Regions from separate parts of the Homo sapiens genome. Here region 1 is linked to region 2. A link is a loop called in an ENCODE intact Hi-C map of the cell type or tissue named here. Cell type or tissue: CD4-positive, alpha-beta T cell. All regions are shown on one strand. Each heading gives the region's core, and the rest is flanking DNA. Links, peaks and the distances in the headings are about the cores only. Region 1 has its middle 7.1 kb from the start of EPHB2. Region 2 has its middle 15 kb from the start of LUZP1.

The links. Hi-C counts contacts between places; a loop is a spot of excess contacts. Peaks named below come from ENCODE experiments on the same cell type or tissue, not always from the same donor. Only the 100,000 strongest peaks of a DNase experiment are listed, where the experiment ranks them.
Region 1: a loop joins it to region 2, with 6 times the contacts of the local background. A loop is called at or near these places in 2 of 110 quality-filtered maps.

The regions. Positions count from the first base shown.
Region 1 is chr1:22,699,548-22,707,878 of GRCh38, forward strand. No RefSeq gene overlaps it. Among named protein-coding and RNA genes, the nearest start is that of EPHB2, 7.1 kb to the right of the region's middle. In CD4-positive, alpha-beta T cell, for the core only: a CTCF peak has its summit at 5,058 (motif pointing right); a DNase peak (open chromatin) is centred at 5,114; H3K27me3 peaks cover 117 bases.
Region 2 is chr1:23,180,022-23,188,352 of GRCh38, forward strand. No RefSeq gene overlaps it. Among named protein-coding and RNA genes, the nearest start is that of LUZP1, 15 kb to the left of the region's middle. In CD4-positive, alpha-beta T cell, for the core only: CTCF peaks have their summits at 4,827 (motif pointing left) and 5,028; DNase peaks (open chromatin) are centred at 4,330 and 4,830; H3K4me3 peaks cover 387 bases.

The sequences.
Region 1 (8,331 bases), core at 293-8,292, 480 kb before region 2:
AGCACATGTATAACTATGTAACAAACCTGCACGTTCAGCACATGTATCCCAGAACTTAAAGTAAAATAATAAATTAATAAATAAGAAGTTCTAGTCCCAGGCTGCACCCTGTTAAGTCAGGATTCTTCCAACTGCCACGCCATAACCCTAGACTCAAGAAAGGACACAGTCCCAGCTGTAGCCTTGGTGGAGGTTTTCTGGAAATGGACAGGTTTTTAAAATGGCGAGAACAACCAGGAGCTCAGAAATCTCTCGCCTCCCCTCCGCCCCCACCCCCGTCACCATCCACGGCCTCATTTGCATAATCCCCACAATCCAATGCAGACCCAGCTTCCCTTTGTGATATTAATTAAGAGGAGGAAAATGTCCTGGACAAGAACTGGCTCCCGTTTTTCAACCATTGTCCCTTCATGCCACTCCCCACTGCTTCATCCCTCCCAAATGTGTCATGGGTATGGTGCAGAATCGGAATTCAGAAACAAAAGGTTTGACCCGCTACCCATGTGCCCCCCATTCCTGTGTCCCCCAGGGGCTGCCTGGGCCCCTGAAGCCAATGGAAGAAGGCCTGCCCCTGCTCAGAGGCCATGGACCGATGGGTGCTGAATGCTCAAATGTGTGATAAAATAGGCCATTTGCATTTAAATATTAACCCTAGAGGAAAATAATAGACTATTAGTTAATAAACGGAATTGACAAGCTGGCTGCATTCCAATTCCACCTCAGACAGTTGCAGTGCTCAGCTCGGCCCAGCTGTTGAGATGGTCCTAGAAAAACGGAAACCACCCGCCTTATCTCCTTGGACTCCCCTTGGGCTCCTTGTCCCAGACTTCCCAGTTGGAAATCTTAGGCCAACTGCCAATTCCACTCCATGAGCTGGAGAACATCTCACCATCATTGCCCACTAACTTGCTGTGTGACCTTGAGTTGGTTACTTTCCTTCTCTGAGACCTAGTTTCTTCATTTATAAAATGAGAGGGATGGAGAAGTTGATTCCAGGCTGGCTCTTCCAAATCTAAAGATTCTAGCGTTCTGGCCGTGTATGGTGGCTCATGTCTGTAATCCCAGCACTTTGAGGGGCTCAGGTGGGTGGATCATCTGAGGTCAGGAGTTCAAGACCAGCCTGGCCAACATGGTCAAACCCTGTCTCTACTAAAAATACCAAATTTAGCTGGGCATGGTGGCAGGCACCTGTAATCCCAGCTACTTGGGAGGCTGAGGCAGGAGAATCGCTTGAACACAGGAGGCAGAGGTCGCAGTGAGCCAAGATCACGCCACTGCACTCCAGCCTAGGTGACAAGACTGAAACTCCTTTAAAAAAAAAAAAATAGATGATAGCATTCTGTCATCATCAATATCAAGAACATGGGTTGAAAACTGACTATAGGCACAGTTCACCTCAACATTTTGAGGCCTATTTCCTGGGAACAGAGTCTATCCAAGGAACATCTGTGAAGGCTGAGAAGTTTAGGCTCACTACCCTCAAAGCTCCTTCTCCTTCCTTTATCTCAGTTCCCCTCCTGGACCCCAAATGCCTGTTCCCATCTGAATGCAGAGATAGAAAAGCACTGGGACATCTGAGTTCTACTCCTGACACTGCTCCAACCCACCATGAGACCCTGGCCAGGGCTCTACCCTCTCTTAGGAGACCCAAAGTCAGCAGGGCTTTGGACTGGCCAGGGGCCCAGGTGGTACTCCACCCACACTGGGCTGAGGTGCTGACTGGGCCAATCCCAGTCTCTCCTGAATGGCACAGAAAGAGTCAGGCAGACGAGGTGGGTACTGAGAGGGAGCAACCTGCCAAGAGAAGGAAGGTACAGAGTCTTTGTCAAGCATCCTAAGAGAATTTGGGGCAGTGAATAAGATGATGTTTGTAAAATGCTCAGCACTGCCCCTGGCACCAACTCGTTTTGTTTTGTTTTTGTTTGTTTGTTTGTTTTGAGACAGGGTCTTGCTCTGTTGCTCAGGCTGGAGTGTAGTGGTGCAATCATAACTCACTGCAGCCTCAACCTCCTGGGCTCAAGGGATTCTCTCACCTCACCCTCCCAAGTAGCTAGAACTACAGGTGTGCACTACCACGCCCCACTAATTTTTTTATTTTTATTTTTGTAGAGACAGGATCTTGCTATGTTGCCCAGGCTCATTTTGAACTCCCGGCCTCAAGTGATCCTCCCACCTTGGCCTCCCAAAGTGCTGGGATTACAGGTGTGAGCCACCACGCCCAGCCAGTAATTGTTATTATTATCATTATCTCAGTAGCTACAGATGCCTTTGATTCTCAATAACTACAAGTCCTATTCAGGCCCCCTAAGGCTTTTGCTGGGTTCCAATAAGTCCTGATCACAAAGTAGAGATTCCTGGGTTTTGATTGCCTTATGTGTCCTTCCAAAAACTCCTTAGTCAATTTCTTGCAATCCAGAGAATCATCATGGCTCACATGTCACTACCTCCTAGAAGCCTGCCTGCTTATCATCATGTCCTCTCCTCTCTGTCTGTCCAACCAACCAACCATCCATCCATCCATCCACGCGTCCATTTGGCAAACACTTCCAGAACGTCTTCTTTGCCTGGTCCTCTTTAAATGTGAATCAGCTAAAACCTTTCCAGAGAGCTTAGCTACACCCACACCCAGTTCCATGACTTTTTTCTTCTCACGTCCAGGGTCCTTAAAAAATGGGACCTGTGCCTTACCCTTCTGTATGTGTCCCCAACCCCAGTGCCCAGCCTAGTCTGGATCTTTTCTGTGATTGTACCCGGATAGGGGACAGCTGTCCTGGCCTTCAGAGCCTCCACACCCAGCTCACTCGCCCAGCTCCCCCACCCTGCTGCACCTCTGTTACCAGGAACCCATCAAAACAGCATTATCAAACTCCAGGAGAGACGCAGATTGGGAAACGGTCGGCCAGGGGAATAGCCATAAAATTCTGTGTGCTCCTGTGGGGCGCAAAGATCAAAGTATCCCATATCAGTCTCAGTATACAACCGTAACAACATAACAACCTTTTACCTGGATACGGCACTCCACAGTTGACAGAGGTGTTTCCCATCTCCTGGCTTCTTTCATCTTCCAACAGGGCCCCTGGCCACAAGGAAACTGAGGTTCAAGAAGTTACACAACCACCCAAAGCCACACAGAAAGTAAAGGGCTGAGTTGGGATTTCAACTCGTTTCTCCTGACATTAAATCCAGTGCCTTTGCAACCATATCATAGCTACAAGCTTCGGAAAGGCCTTAATCTGGGGAATTGGGAGACCTGGCTCCCAGCCCAGCATTCAGGAGTCTGTTGAGCGACCTTAGCTAAGTCACTTCCTCTCCTGCCTGCAGTTTCCTCCACTGTAAAGTGAAAGGGCTGCCAGGCTCACAAGGTTGTTGCAAGGATTAAAGCAGATGATGGGTGGGAACAGACTGTGGAAACAGGCTACCCACTGAAGCTAGACACCCACCCACCCACCAGGAGCCTCACCTACAAGCTAGACAAGCCAGGCCCTCCCAGCTCCCAGGAGGAAGTGAGTCTTTGGCTCCACGTGGTAATGGAGCTACTGGGAGCTACATGGCTCACAGCTACTGGGTAGCATTTTACCACTTATTTCCTATGCCAAGAAGGTTCTTTGTACTGGTGGGAGAGAAGTTTCCATTCATTCTAGCAAGCAATTAGTCAGTGCCCATGTGTCAGGCCCTTTGCTGGACTTGGATTCAGGGGTGAACAGAATGTAGTCTGCCCTAGGGCAGCTTCACGTATGGATGGGGCATGAACTCGCAGGGAAAGGAAATTGACATTTCACAGGTATTCTCTAATGCCAGGTATTTTCTGTTTGTCGTTGCATGCTATGCTCATCACGAACCTATAAGGATCTGGTCCACTTGACAAATAAGGAAATTTGAGGGCTGGGTGCAGTGGCTCATGCCTGTAATTCCAGCATTTTTGGAGGCTGAGGTGGGAGGATCGCTTGAGCCCTGAAGTTTGAGGCTGCAATGAGCTATGATCACGCCTCTGTACTCCAGCTTATGCAACAGAGTGAGACCTATCTCTAAAATAAAAAAAAAGAGAGAAAAAAACTGAGGCTTAACGAGGTTGAGTATTCTCCCTGCTCAAGATCATGCATGATTCTAACACATCCCTTCCCTAACTCCAAAGGCCACACTCTTTCTGCTCCTCAAGGCTACTTTGCAAGAACATAGGATGAAGGAAATTGAGGTGTGTGTCATCAGCAGGCTGGGGAGGTTTCCAGAAGGGGCATGGGTCTATGGAAGGATTCCTGAGGAGCTGGTCTGTGATGAGGTCTTTGGAGGATAAGCAGAATTCTGGAAGACAGGATGGGGAGAAATGTGGTCTAGCGTGAAGCTGAGCATGAGGAAAGAGTGGAGGTGAGAAAATGGAGGAGTTCCTGGAGACCTGAGGACAATGGTTTGGCTGGGGCAGAGGGTACCTGGAGGTGAACAGTGAGACAAGACTGGGAAGGTGGGCTGGGTCCCGTCCTTGAAGGGCCTCAAATGCCAGGCTAGGGAGTTTATATTTATTGCAGGGGGGAGTAGGGGGGCATTCAAGACTTGTGAGCAGGAAAGTGGCTCCAACAAAGGGGCTTAAGGGTTAAGAGCAGAGAACCAGAGAAACAGGATGAGATTTAATAAGATTCATCCTTGTACTTTGCACTTAATTTCCCTCTGACATTAAATAATTTAAAACACTGAACATGTACTGTGGACAAGGCCCCGTGCTTGTCCACATGGATTATCTCATTTCAGCCTCACAGCTCTAGGGGATAGGCACTATTATTAGTCCATGTTACAGATCAGGAGACTGAGACAGAAAAGTAGACTGGCCTGAGGACTCCGTGCTTATAAGAGGTGGTGCTGGATTTGCACCCAGGCAGTCCTCTCCCCAAGCTACGACCCTTTAGAATGACAGCAGGAGGGAAGCCCTTCTCCAGAATGAAAACTCAGATGACCCCTTCCCCAGAAGGCTGGTCATGAAGTGGGGTGCAGGGCCAGGGGTCAAAAGTGGAAACCCAGGACCCCTGCACCTCTTGCCTCTGGCCACCTCCCTGATGGTTCTCCTAGAGGGTGAATTCACTTCCAGGACCACCAGGTGGCAGTCAAGAGACTGGCTAATTGGAGCTGCAGCCCAGCCCAGCCTCCTCCAGCTCTGAGTCACAAAGACCCAGGGCTGACAGTGAGGAGTCAAGCAAAGGGTGGCTTTCAGGGAACTCTCCCCTCCTGGTTGCTTCTCTCCATTCTCCCTGCAGCCTCTGTGCTCAGAGGGGCATCCAAAGTGGAGCTGGGTTCGCAGGTACCTCCAGGAGAAGTGGGAAAGCAGGAGAGTTTCTGGTTTCACGGCCCATCACCCCCCTGGAATAGTATGCAGTGGTTAGCAATGATGTTTCCAGAGGGTTTTTAACAACCCAAGGGAATGCTCACTCCATGGTGCTGGGTGGGAAAAAATAGGACACAGCACCATACAGACAGCAAGATTATAGTTACATGCAAAATACTTGTGCCTTAAAAAAAAAGTACCTGGATGGAAACAGATCAAAATATTAGTAGTGGCTCTCAGGCTGTGGAGATTAGAGGTGGTTTTTGTTTTCTTTCTTATCTCTTCTATATCTTCTTTATTTTTAACAATAAGTATGTGTTTCTTTTATCATAAGGTAGAAAGAAAAGATTTCTTGAAAGTGGGAAGAAAGAGGATTAGCTATCAAGGCATTTTTTTATCTTTTAAATGTAACCTCCTCCAGGAAGCTTTCTCCCCTTCTCTAAGCAGAAGTAGTGACTCCCTCCTCTGTGCCCGCAGAAGGTTTGGACAACCTCTATTAAACAGCACTTTGAGTTCCTTAGGATAACTATTGCCGTCAGTGTCTATATCTGTGCTATCCAATAATGGTAGCCACTAGCCACCAGCCACACGTGTCTATTGAATACTTGAAATGTAGCTAGTGCAAGTTGAGCTATGCTGAAATATAAAATGCATGCTACATTGCAAAGGCTTCGTGTGAAAAAAGAATGTAAAATGGTTCATTCATTACATGCTGAAATGATAATATTTTGGATATATTGGGTTAATAAATATATTAAAATTAACTCCATCTATTTCTTTTTCTTTTTTTTAAATATGCCTACTAGAAATGGTTTAATTATATGTGGGGCTTAGATCATATTTCTATTGGACAGTGCTGGTTCATGAGCTTCATGAGGGTAGATCTGGGGCTCTCAACTCAGGCCCAGAAAGGGGAAGAGCCCTGTCTGAGGTCACACAGCCAACTGGTGACAGAACTAGAATTTGAGCCATGTCTCTGTACATTTATGCAGCCAATAGACACAGGAAAAAATGCTCATCATCACTGGCCATCAGAGAAATGCAAATCAAAACCACAATGAGATACCATCTATACCAGTTAGAATGGTGATCATTAAAAAGTCAGGAAACAACAGATGCTGGAGAGGATGTGGAGAAATAGGAACACTTTTACACCGTTGGTGGGACTGAAAACTAGTTCAACCATTGTGGAAGACAGTGTGGCGATTCCTCAAGGATCTAGAACTAGAAATACCATTTGACCCAGCGATCCCATTACTGGGTATATACCCAAAGGATTATAAATCGTGCTGCTATAAAGACACATGCACACATATGTTTATTGAGGCCCTATTCACAATAGCAAAGACTTGGAACCAACCCAAATGTCCATCAATGATAGACTGGATTAAGAAAATGTGGCACATAAACACCATGGAATACTATGCAGCCTTAAAAAAGGATGAGTTCATGTCCTTTATAGGGCCATGGATGAAGCTGGAAACCATCATTCTGAGCAAACTATCACAAGGGCAGAAAACCAAACACCGCATGTTCTCACTCATAGGTGGGAATGGAACAATGAGAACACTTGGACACAGGTGGGGAACATCACACGTCAGGGCCTGTTGTGGGGTGGGGGCAGTGGGGAGGGATAGCATTAGGAGAAATACCTAATGTAAATGACGAGTTAATGGGTGCAGCACACCAGCATGGCACATGTATACATATGTAACAAACCTGCACGTTGTGCACATGTATCCTAGAACTTAAAGCATAATAAAAAATATATATAGTAAAAAAAAAGAAATTCCCCCTGGCCTGGCACTGGCTGTAGGGATGGTTTGACCCACAAATGGCCATGTGACCCCATCAATCCTGCATCAGTCAGCAAAGCCACTGGGATGGGAGTCAGAGACTTGGGTACACCGAGAGGGGATGTCTATTCTATGTTTTCTCTGGGCTCTGCCACTCAGTGTAACATGTTTCCCCCCTTCAAGAGCCCCACTACCTTTCCCCTCAGGAAGAAGGAGCCTCAGGGAAAGCAAAGGGAGCCTAGAGCTCATTGGCATCCTCTGGTATGGCTGAGATCCTCACCAAGGTCCTGTTGCCCCCACTGAATCCACGACAAAGAGAGGGCTGAAAGTGGCCTCAGAGAAACCACCTTGGCCAATGCCCTCATTTGGCATTTGTGGCAAGTGGGGCCCAGAGACGGTGAGTACCCTGCCCAAGGTCACACAGTAAGTTAAGGGAGGGCTAGGGAGTTAAGGGAGTCAAGTTAAGGGAAGCAAGTTAAGAGAGCCCCTGGTGTCTCCATCTAGGGGCTCTAGAGGCCAGCCCAGCCCCACAGACCGGGAGGATGGTGGCATGGGTTAACACATGGGGTCCCCCAGGCCCTGCTCAGCCAAGTTCATGCTATTTCCTCTACCTCCAATCTATCCAGTCTCAACTTATAATCCTCCATGACTCCCCCATTGAGGTTAAACTACAATCCATATTCTCCCTCCCTGATGTAACCTCCTCCACGCTCCAGTTGATTGCCGTACTTCAGCTCCTATTCCCAGAGGGTACCCAGTGTGTTCCCACCTCAGGGCCTTTGCCTCTGCAGTTTCTTCCACCTGGAGCTCTCTTCCCACATGTTGGCATGGTAGACTCCTCGCTGTCCAGCTTTTAGCTGCCATGTTGCCTAAGAGGCCTTCCCTGATTCCCCTGGCCAGAGCAGCCCCCTGCCCTCCGTCAATCACTGCCCCATCACCCTGGTCATTATCTTTCTCGCACTTACCATTATCGTTATTAGCTTGTCCCTATATAGGTCTCTCTGCAGCAGAATATAGGCTCCCAGAGAGCAGGGCCTTGTCTGGCAGGTCCACAGCTGCGTCCCTGCCTCCTCAGTGCCTGGTATGCAGGAGGTGCCCAACTAATGTTTGTCAATCAACTCTGATTGAAAGAGACCTAGACAAGACAGGTCACTGAAGCCTCACTCCAGCTGCACCAAAAACAAACAAAAAACCCCAAACCTTCCACATGTCTTTGGGCAAGTGGCC
Region 2 (8,331 bases), core at 172-8,171:
TACAAACTGTGTAGGAAGTAGTAAACATGTGATTGAATACACAGACCCTGGAGGCAAATTACATTGTTTTGAAACCCAACTCTACCACTTACTAGTCACACGACCTTAAGTAGTTGTTTAATTTCTCTGTGCTTCTGTTGCTTCTTCTGAAAAACAGGATAATATAATAATAAACCCCTTTCTTAGGGTCCCTGGAAGGATTAAATGACTTCAGACATATTTAGTTCTTTTTTTCATTTTGTTTTGTTTTTTGAGGTGGAGTCTCGCTCTGTCGCCCAGGCTGGAGTGCAGTGGTGCAATCTCAGCTCACTGCAACCTCTGCCTCCCAGGTTCAAGTAATTCTCCTGCCTCAGCCTCCTGAGTAGCTGGGATTACAGGCACCTGCTGCCACGCCTGGCTAATTTTTGTATTTTTAGTAGAGACAGGGTTTCACCATGTTGGCCAGGCTGGTCTCGAAATCCTGATTCGAGTGATTCACCTGCCTCAGCCTCCCAAAGTGCTGCGATTATAGGCATGAGCCACCGCGCCCAGCTGCATATTTCATTCTCATAACAGGCCTGTTACATGGTAAATCGTATAGAAGAATTAGCTATTGCTGTGATATGGTTGGAAGAATCAGGCCAGTGATTTGGGAGAGACAAATTTTTCCCTGCATTAAACTCTCAGGGAATGTATTACACATGTGACCCTAATACAATGGATGGTTCCTCAATCAGACAGAGTTGTGCCCCGTGTCACATGGTTGTTTCTTTTTTTTTTTTTTTTTTTTTTTTTTGAGACAGAGTCTTGCTCTGTAGCCCAGGCTGGAGTGCAGTGGCACGATCTCAGCTCACTGCAACCTCTGCCTCCTGGGTCCCAGTTCAAGCAATTCCTCTGCCTCAGTCTCCCGAGTAGCTGGGATTACAGGCACGTGCCACCATGCCTAGCTAATTTTTGTATTTTTGGTAGAGACAGGGTTTCACCATGTTGGCCAGGATGGTCTTGAACTCCTAACCTCGTGATCTGCCTGCCTCGGCCTCCCAAAGGTTGTTTCTCTTATTTTTGGTCCAGACAAACCTTGGTATTCTACTCACTGGGTAATTCTGGGGCAGGATACTAGGGTAACCTAAGGCCCTAGGGACCTTTCTGCTGACAGGCCAGGTAAGTGTAGTAATGAAGGGCAAAGGGGTTAGTGTCAGACAGACCCAGGAACGTTTGTTAACTTCTTCAAGCCTCAGTTTCTTCATCCACACAGTGAGAACAATAACACAAAAACACCATGAAAGGGTTGCTATAAAGATTACATGAAAGAATGTACATAAGGCCAGGCACGGTGGCTCATGCCTGTAATCCCAGCACTTTGGGAGACCGAGGCGGGTGGATCACCTGAGATTGGGAGTTCAAGACCAGCCTGACCAACATGGAGAAACTCTGTCTCTATTAAATATATAAAATTAGCCAGGCGTGGTGGCATATGCCTGTAATCCCAGCTACTGGGGAGGCTGAGGCAGGAGAATCGCTTGAACCTGGGAGGTGGAGGTTGTGGTGAGCCGAGATCACACCATTGCACTTCAGCCTGGGCAACAAAAGCAAAACTCCGTCTCAAAAAAAAAAAGAAAAAGAAAAAAAAAGAATGTACATAAAACGTTTATCACAATAACTAGTATTATAGGAAGACTTCAGTATACAACCACCCACAAAATAAAAAGGAAACTAGCAAAATAAAACAGAGAATATCACGTAGAACCCCTGGAAGAAGCAGAATAATTTTTAATGTTTCAAAAATTGGAACAGAGGCCAGGTGCAGTGGTTAATGCTTGTAATCCAACACTTTGGGAGGATAAGGTGGGAGGATTGCTTGAGCTCAGGAGTTTGAGACCAGCCTGGGCAACAAAGTGAGACCTTGTCTCTACAAAAAATAAAAAAATCAGCCGGGCACAGAAGGCTGAGGTGAGAGGATCGCTTCAGCCTAGAAGGGCGAGGCTGCACTGAGCTACAATTGCGCCACTGTACTCCAGCCTGGCGACAGAGCTAAATTCCGTCTCAAAAAAAAAAAAAAAATGCCAGGCGCAAGTGGCTCATGTCTGTAATCCCAGCACTTCGGGAGGCCAAGGCGGGTGGATCACGGGGTCAGGAGATCGAGACTATCCTGGCTAACACAGCAAAACTCCGTCTCCACTAAAAAAAACACAAAAAATCAGCCAGGCGTGGTGGTGGGTGCCTGTAGTCCCAGCTACTTGGGAGGCTGAGGCAGGAGAATGGCGTGAATCCGGGAGGCGGAGCTTGCAGTAAGTCGAGATCGAGCCACTGCACTCCAGCCTGGGCGACAGAGCAAGACTCTGTCTCAAAAAAAAAAAAAAAAAAAAAAAAAGTGGAACAGAAATGGCACATTTCCCCCAGAATGTGGTCCTGGGCTGTCCAAAGCATCATTTCTTTGCTTCTGGCTGGAATTCTCTTGGCGTAACTTAGTGTGGTATCAGCTCAGACTGGCCAGTTTTTGAAGCCACCCTGGCCTGGAGACGTGCTGCAAAGCCAGAATGACCACCCTGCCCCAACAACAGACTGTCTTTGATGGGGGCTGAGAACCTGAAGCTTCCCTTATTGAGTGCTTCCTAGGCACCCAGTGCTGTGCTGAGTTTTACACACATTCCCTCGTCCAGCCCCCACAGTAGTCTCAAGGCACGAGCCCTATTCATAATCACATTTTACAGATGAGGAAACTGAGGCTCAGAAAGGCAACATGGGCCAGGCACAGTGGCTCACGCCTGTAATCCCAGCATTTTGGGAGGCCAAAGCAGGTGGATCACTTAAGGTCAGGAGTTCGAGACAAGCCTGGCCAACATAGCGAAACCTCGTATCTACTGAAAAACACGTACAAAAATTAGCTGGGAGTGGTGGCATGCACCTTTAGTCCCAGCTACTCGGGAGGCTGAGGCACAAGAATTGCTTGAACCCAGGAGGCGGGTGTTGCAGTGAGCCAAGATCTCACCACTGCACTCCAGCCTGGGCGAAAGAGTGAGGCTCTGTCTGAAAAAAAAAAAAAGAAAGAAAGAAAGAAAAAAGAAAGCAAGCCAAAGTGACCTGGCCACAACCACACAGCCAAGAGGAGACAGAGCTGGGACCTGAACAAGATGTGTCTGGTGCCATTATGTGTTCCTAACCATTAGATCGCACACTGCCTCTGCCCTCCAACCTGACCCAGAATCTAGCTTCTTTCATTAGCCACCTGTCTCTTCCCAGGCCGTCTGATTATATCGAAGATCTCCCTGGACACACCTGCTGCTGGGACCAACCACTCTTCCTCTCTGGCCCCAGGGCAGCCCCTTACCCTGTGGGAGCTGTCTCCTGGGCAAGCCAGACAAATTTCACTCGAGTGCCCCTTCACCGATGAGAAGCTCTGAGTGGATGAAAAATCAGCTATCAGTGTAATCACCCCATTCCAGCCTGCAGCTCTTCTAGTTGGACTCTGCCTCCAGGCTCCCCCACCTCCATTCCTTGTTTTTGTTTTTGTTTTTTGAGATGAAGTCTCGCTCTATCACCCTGGCTGGAGTGCAGTGGCATGATCTTGGCTCACTGCAAGTTCTGCCTCCCTGATTCAAGCGATTGTCCTGCCTCAGCCTCCTGAGTAGCTGCAATTACAGGTGCATGCCACCACACCTAGGTAATTTTTATATTTTTAGTAGAGATGGGGTTTCGAAATGTTGGCCAGGCTGGTCTCAAACTCCTGACCCCAAGTGATCTGCCCGCCTCAGCCTCCCAAAGTGCTGGGATTACAGGCGTGAGCCACCACGCCCGGCCCATTTCTTCTTTTACACCCAGCTTGAGTGATTGGTTTCAACACTGGTCTAACTGTATCATTCCTTTGCTAAATAATCTTCAATAGCTCCCTGTTGCTCCCAGGATAAAGTTCAAAGTAGATAGCTTGGTCAAGTCCCCAAGGCCCAGCTTATTTCTCCAACCCTCTCTTTCTTCTCAGGCACTCTAGACTCTCAGCACCCCCGAACTCTAGACTCTCAGCACCCCTGAATCATTCACCATTTTCAGCCTCAGACCCTTTGCACATCTGTGTGTCATGAAATGAACAGAAGTATGGATGAGCTTTCACACATATCCTGGGCTGTGAAGCTGTTGGATTCCATCAGCCTTACCTTCTCTGGGTGGCAGCAAAGACTTCCTGCCTTCTTGCAGAAACTTCTCTGCTGGACTGGAGTTGACCATCAACTGTCTGGAAAAGGGACCTGTCAGGAAGAGGGCACCAGCAGTTCCAACTCTGTGTAGAGCCCCAGTAAATGAGGACCTTATCTTGTACCCAAATCTAAGTGTCAGAGGCTACCTCGTGAGCTAGGTGTCAGGGAGTTCCCCCTGCAGCAAAAGGAAGCTAGGTTTCCCACCCGGTCTGTGTGATGCCTGCATCCAGGCTCTTAGCCACTACTCCATACTACCTCCTTGACTGAGGCAGAATTCACCTCTGTATATGTATAATGTATATGTATATATGTATAATGTATACAGTACAATGCTGTCCTAGCCTTGACCTCCCAGGCTTAAGGCATTCTCCCACCTCAGCCTCCTGAATAGCTGGGACTACAGGCATGCACCACCACACCCAGCTAGTTTTTGTGTTTTTTGTAGAGACGGAGTTTCACCGTGTTGCCCAGGCTGGTCTCAAACTCCTGAGCTCAAGAGATCCACCTGCCTCGGCCTCCAAAGGTGCTGCAATTACAGGTACAAGCCACCGCGCCAGGCTGGCTTTGCTATTCCCCGCTCACCATTCCCCCTTGCAAAGGAAAATTGATCGGAAGAGGAAGGAGCCCACCCACCTTTGATTTCTGCACTTTTTCCTGGTGCCTCTGCGCCACCTGGTGGCCATATCTAAAATAAATTAGGATTTCTGAAGAAAGCTTTAAGGAGGTGTAGGGTGGGTCCACTTAACAACAAAATTCTCAACAGCAAACTTTTCATCCCAGTCCACATTTCTCTATAAGGCCCCAGGTCTCACCAGTGCCTGAGGTTATGAGAAAGGCAGAAGTGAATTTTGTCCCACTGAAGAATCTTGGGTCTGTCACTGCCCCTTCTGGGATCAGTTTCCTCATCTGTTAATAAAAAAGGCAGGAGGCCGAGTGCGGTGGCTCACACCTGTAATCCCAGCACTTTGGGAGGCTGAGGCAAGTGGATCACCTGAGGTCAGGAGTTTGAGACCAGCCTGGCCAACATGGTGAAACCCCATCTCTACTAAAAATACAAAAATTAGCCGGGCGTGGTGGCAGCCACCTGTAGTCCCAGCTACCCGGCAGGCTGAGGCAGGAGAATCACTTGAATCTGGGAGGTGGAGGTTTGGTGAGCTGAGATCACACCACTGCACTTCACCCTGGGTGGCAGAGCGAGACTCCCTCTCAAAAAAAGAAAGAGGCAGGAGGGGACTGGGCGCTACCAGCTCTGACATTCTAGGATTCATGTCTAAAGTGACTCTGCCTCCTCCCTTAGCTCAGTGAGCAAAATGTAAGCTCCCGGAGGGCAGGGAAGTTGCTGGCTTGTTCAATCTCTATCCCAAGTGCATGGGCAGTGCTTTGTACATAGGAGATACTTTATTGGGTTTGGGGCTATATTAATAGAAGCACTGTGTGTACAGTGAGGGAGATGATAGTCCTTCTGTCCGTGTCTAGAGAACTGTGTTCCATTTTGGGATCAGAACTTTGACTGGAACATGGAAAAAGTATAACTTATCCATAGGATGATGAACAAGATGATGGCTGGGGGGACCTCAAAATCACATTTTATGGGGAAGAGTTGAAGGAGCCACTCTCTGACTGTGGTATATAAAATACTGAAGGGGTGCAATGTGTCCACTTCAAACATCTGAAGAGAGCACGTGGGCTTTGAGAACTAGGAACCAGGGGCTGCCACTTCTGGGAGACAGATTTTTCTTTCCCCAAAACCAAGGGAAGCTTTCAGTCAGAGCTCAATAAAGAACAAATATGCATTTGATCTCAGTCTGTCCCTAATGTGCTTTTAAGCTTGGCAAGTTCCCTCATGACTTTGAACCTCAGTTTTCTCACATATAAAATGGGCATAATATGGAACATGCAGGAACATGCAGGCCTCCCAAAGTGCTGGGATTACAGGCATGAGCCACCACGCCTGGCCAAGTTCTAAGTTTATCTTCAATTTGACTTTTTTTTTTTATGTTATGAGGGAATCATAGAAAGCATGTTTAAAGTGCCGAGTGGGCCAGGCACAGTGGCTCATGCCTGTAATCCCAGCACTTTGGGAGGCTGAGGTGGGCGGATCACGAGGTCAGGAGTTTGAGACCAGCCTGGCCAGTATGGTGAAACGCCCATCCCTACTAAAAATACAAAAATTAGCTGGGCATGGCGGCAGGTGCCTGTAATCCCAGTTACTCAGGAGGCTGAGGCAGGAGAATCGCTTGAACCCGGGAGGTGGAGGTTGCAGTGAGTTGAGATTGCGCCATTGCCCTCCACCCTGGCAACAAGAGTGGAACTCTGTCTCAAAAATAAATAATAAAAATAAATAAAGTGCCAAGTGCAAGGCCTGGCACCTGACTAGTTTTGGGTTAGTGTAGCTATGGTTAAAAAAATACAGAAAGGGTAGGGAGCGGTGGCTCATGCCTGTAATCCCAGCACTTTGGGAGGCCGAGGCGGTCGGATCACGAGGTCAAGAGATCAAGACCATCCTGGCCAACATGGTGAAACCCCGTCTCTACTAAAAATACAAAAAAAAAAAAATTATCTGGGTGTGGTGGCGCATGCCTGTGGTCCCAGCTATTCAGGAGGCTGAGGCAGAATAATCGCTTGAACCCAGGAGGCGGAGTTTGCAGTGAGCCGGGATCGTGCCACGGCACTGCAGCCTCGCGATAGAGCGAAACTCTGTCTTAAAAAAAAAATAGAGAAAGGTGATGAGCACCCTCTCAAACAACTGGTACAAGTGTTGCCAAGGAGGTGGTAGAGGCTGATGGCTAGCCATGCTGGCTCTCAGGTCATACTGCTAGATGTAATTCTGACTTTGCTATTTATTTATTTTTGTTTTATTTTTTGAGATAGGGTATTGCTCTGTCACCCAGGCTACAGTGCAGTGGCATGAACATGGCTCACTACAGCTTCAACCTCTCAGGTTCAAGGGATTCTCCCACCTCAGCCTCCTGAGTAGCTGGGACTACAGGTGCATGCCACCAAACCTGTCTAGTTTTTGTGTTTTTTTGTAGAGATGGGGTTTCACCATGTTGCCCAGGCTGGTATCAAACTCCTGAGCTCAAGGAATCCGCCCACCTAGGCCTCAGAAAGTACTGGGATTACAGGCTTGAACTATCATGCCCGCTGTCTTTGCTATTTAGTTGCAGCAATACCTTGAGTGAATTACTTAACCATTCTGAGTCTCAGTTTACCCATCTGCAAAATGGGGATAATAGTAGTTCCCACTTCACCAATTATAATGCATAAGCTGCTGCTCTGATGTTAGAGATCTGATTGGGATTGTCCTGGATGACCTTGAAGGCCCTCTCCCATCTGATACCCTCTAGGTCTAGAATTCCTACTCCTTCCCTTGGGAGCAAAATAGACGGGGGCCAGGGAAGCAGGTAAATGCACTATCTTAAGACCCTCAGATGCAGAGGACTACTCACATCTATCCTTGCCAGTGACCGTGTAAAAAGGGCACTTCTGCCTTCCTCCCCTCAGTCCACCTCTTCCTGTGACAGGTGGCTGGAATGCACCTGAGGGAGCTGAGGGCGTGGGGTGCGGCACAGGCTTGGTGGAGGACCGGCTGTCTGGCTTTGTAATCTGTTTCATGCACTTTGGTCCCCAGAGGAACTGTGAGCTCCATGAGGGACCCAGCTGCTGTATGGAGAACAGAAATTAGTCAACAGCATGGGGAGGATCAATGGGGAGGATCAGAGGTTGCCAACTGGTGGCCCAGAGGCCAAACCTTGTTCACAGGCTTGTTTGGTGATCTACATAGTTGCACCGTGTTTTCTGTGTGTGTGTGTGTGTGTGTGTGTGTGTGTGTATGTGTTTAGTTAATTCCTTATAAGCTAACTGTGGCCTAGTCTCATTCAATAACCTCCCCCAGTTTTGAACGCTCCAGAGTTGAGCATAGGCCCCAACCACCCTGAGGTTAACATTATTATTACCCACATTGTACAGAACAAACTGAGGCAGAGAGACATGAAGCAAGACTGTGGAAAAACTGGGACAGGTTCATTGGTTCTCAGATCAGTGCTTTCTTCACTGCTTTATGCTGCTCCTCAAAGCCACATGCCATTTTGACCCTGGCCATATCCCCTGGGGGTTAAGAGTGAGGATTCTGGGCTGCAGCTGTGTCTTGAATTCTGGTCCCACC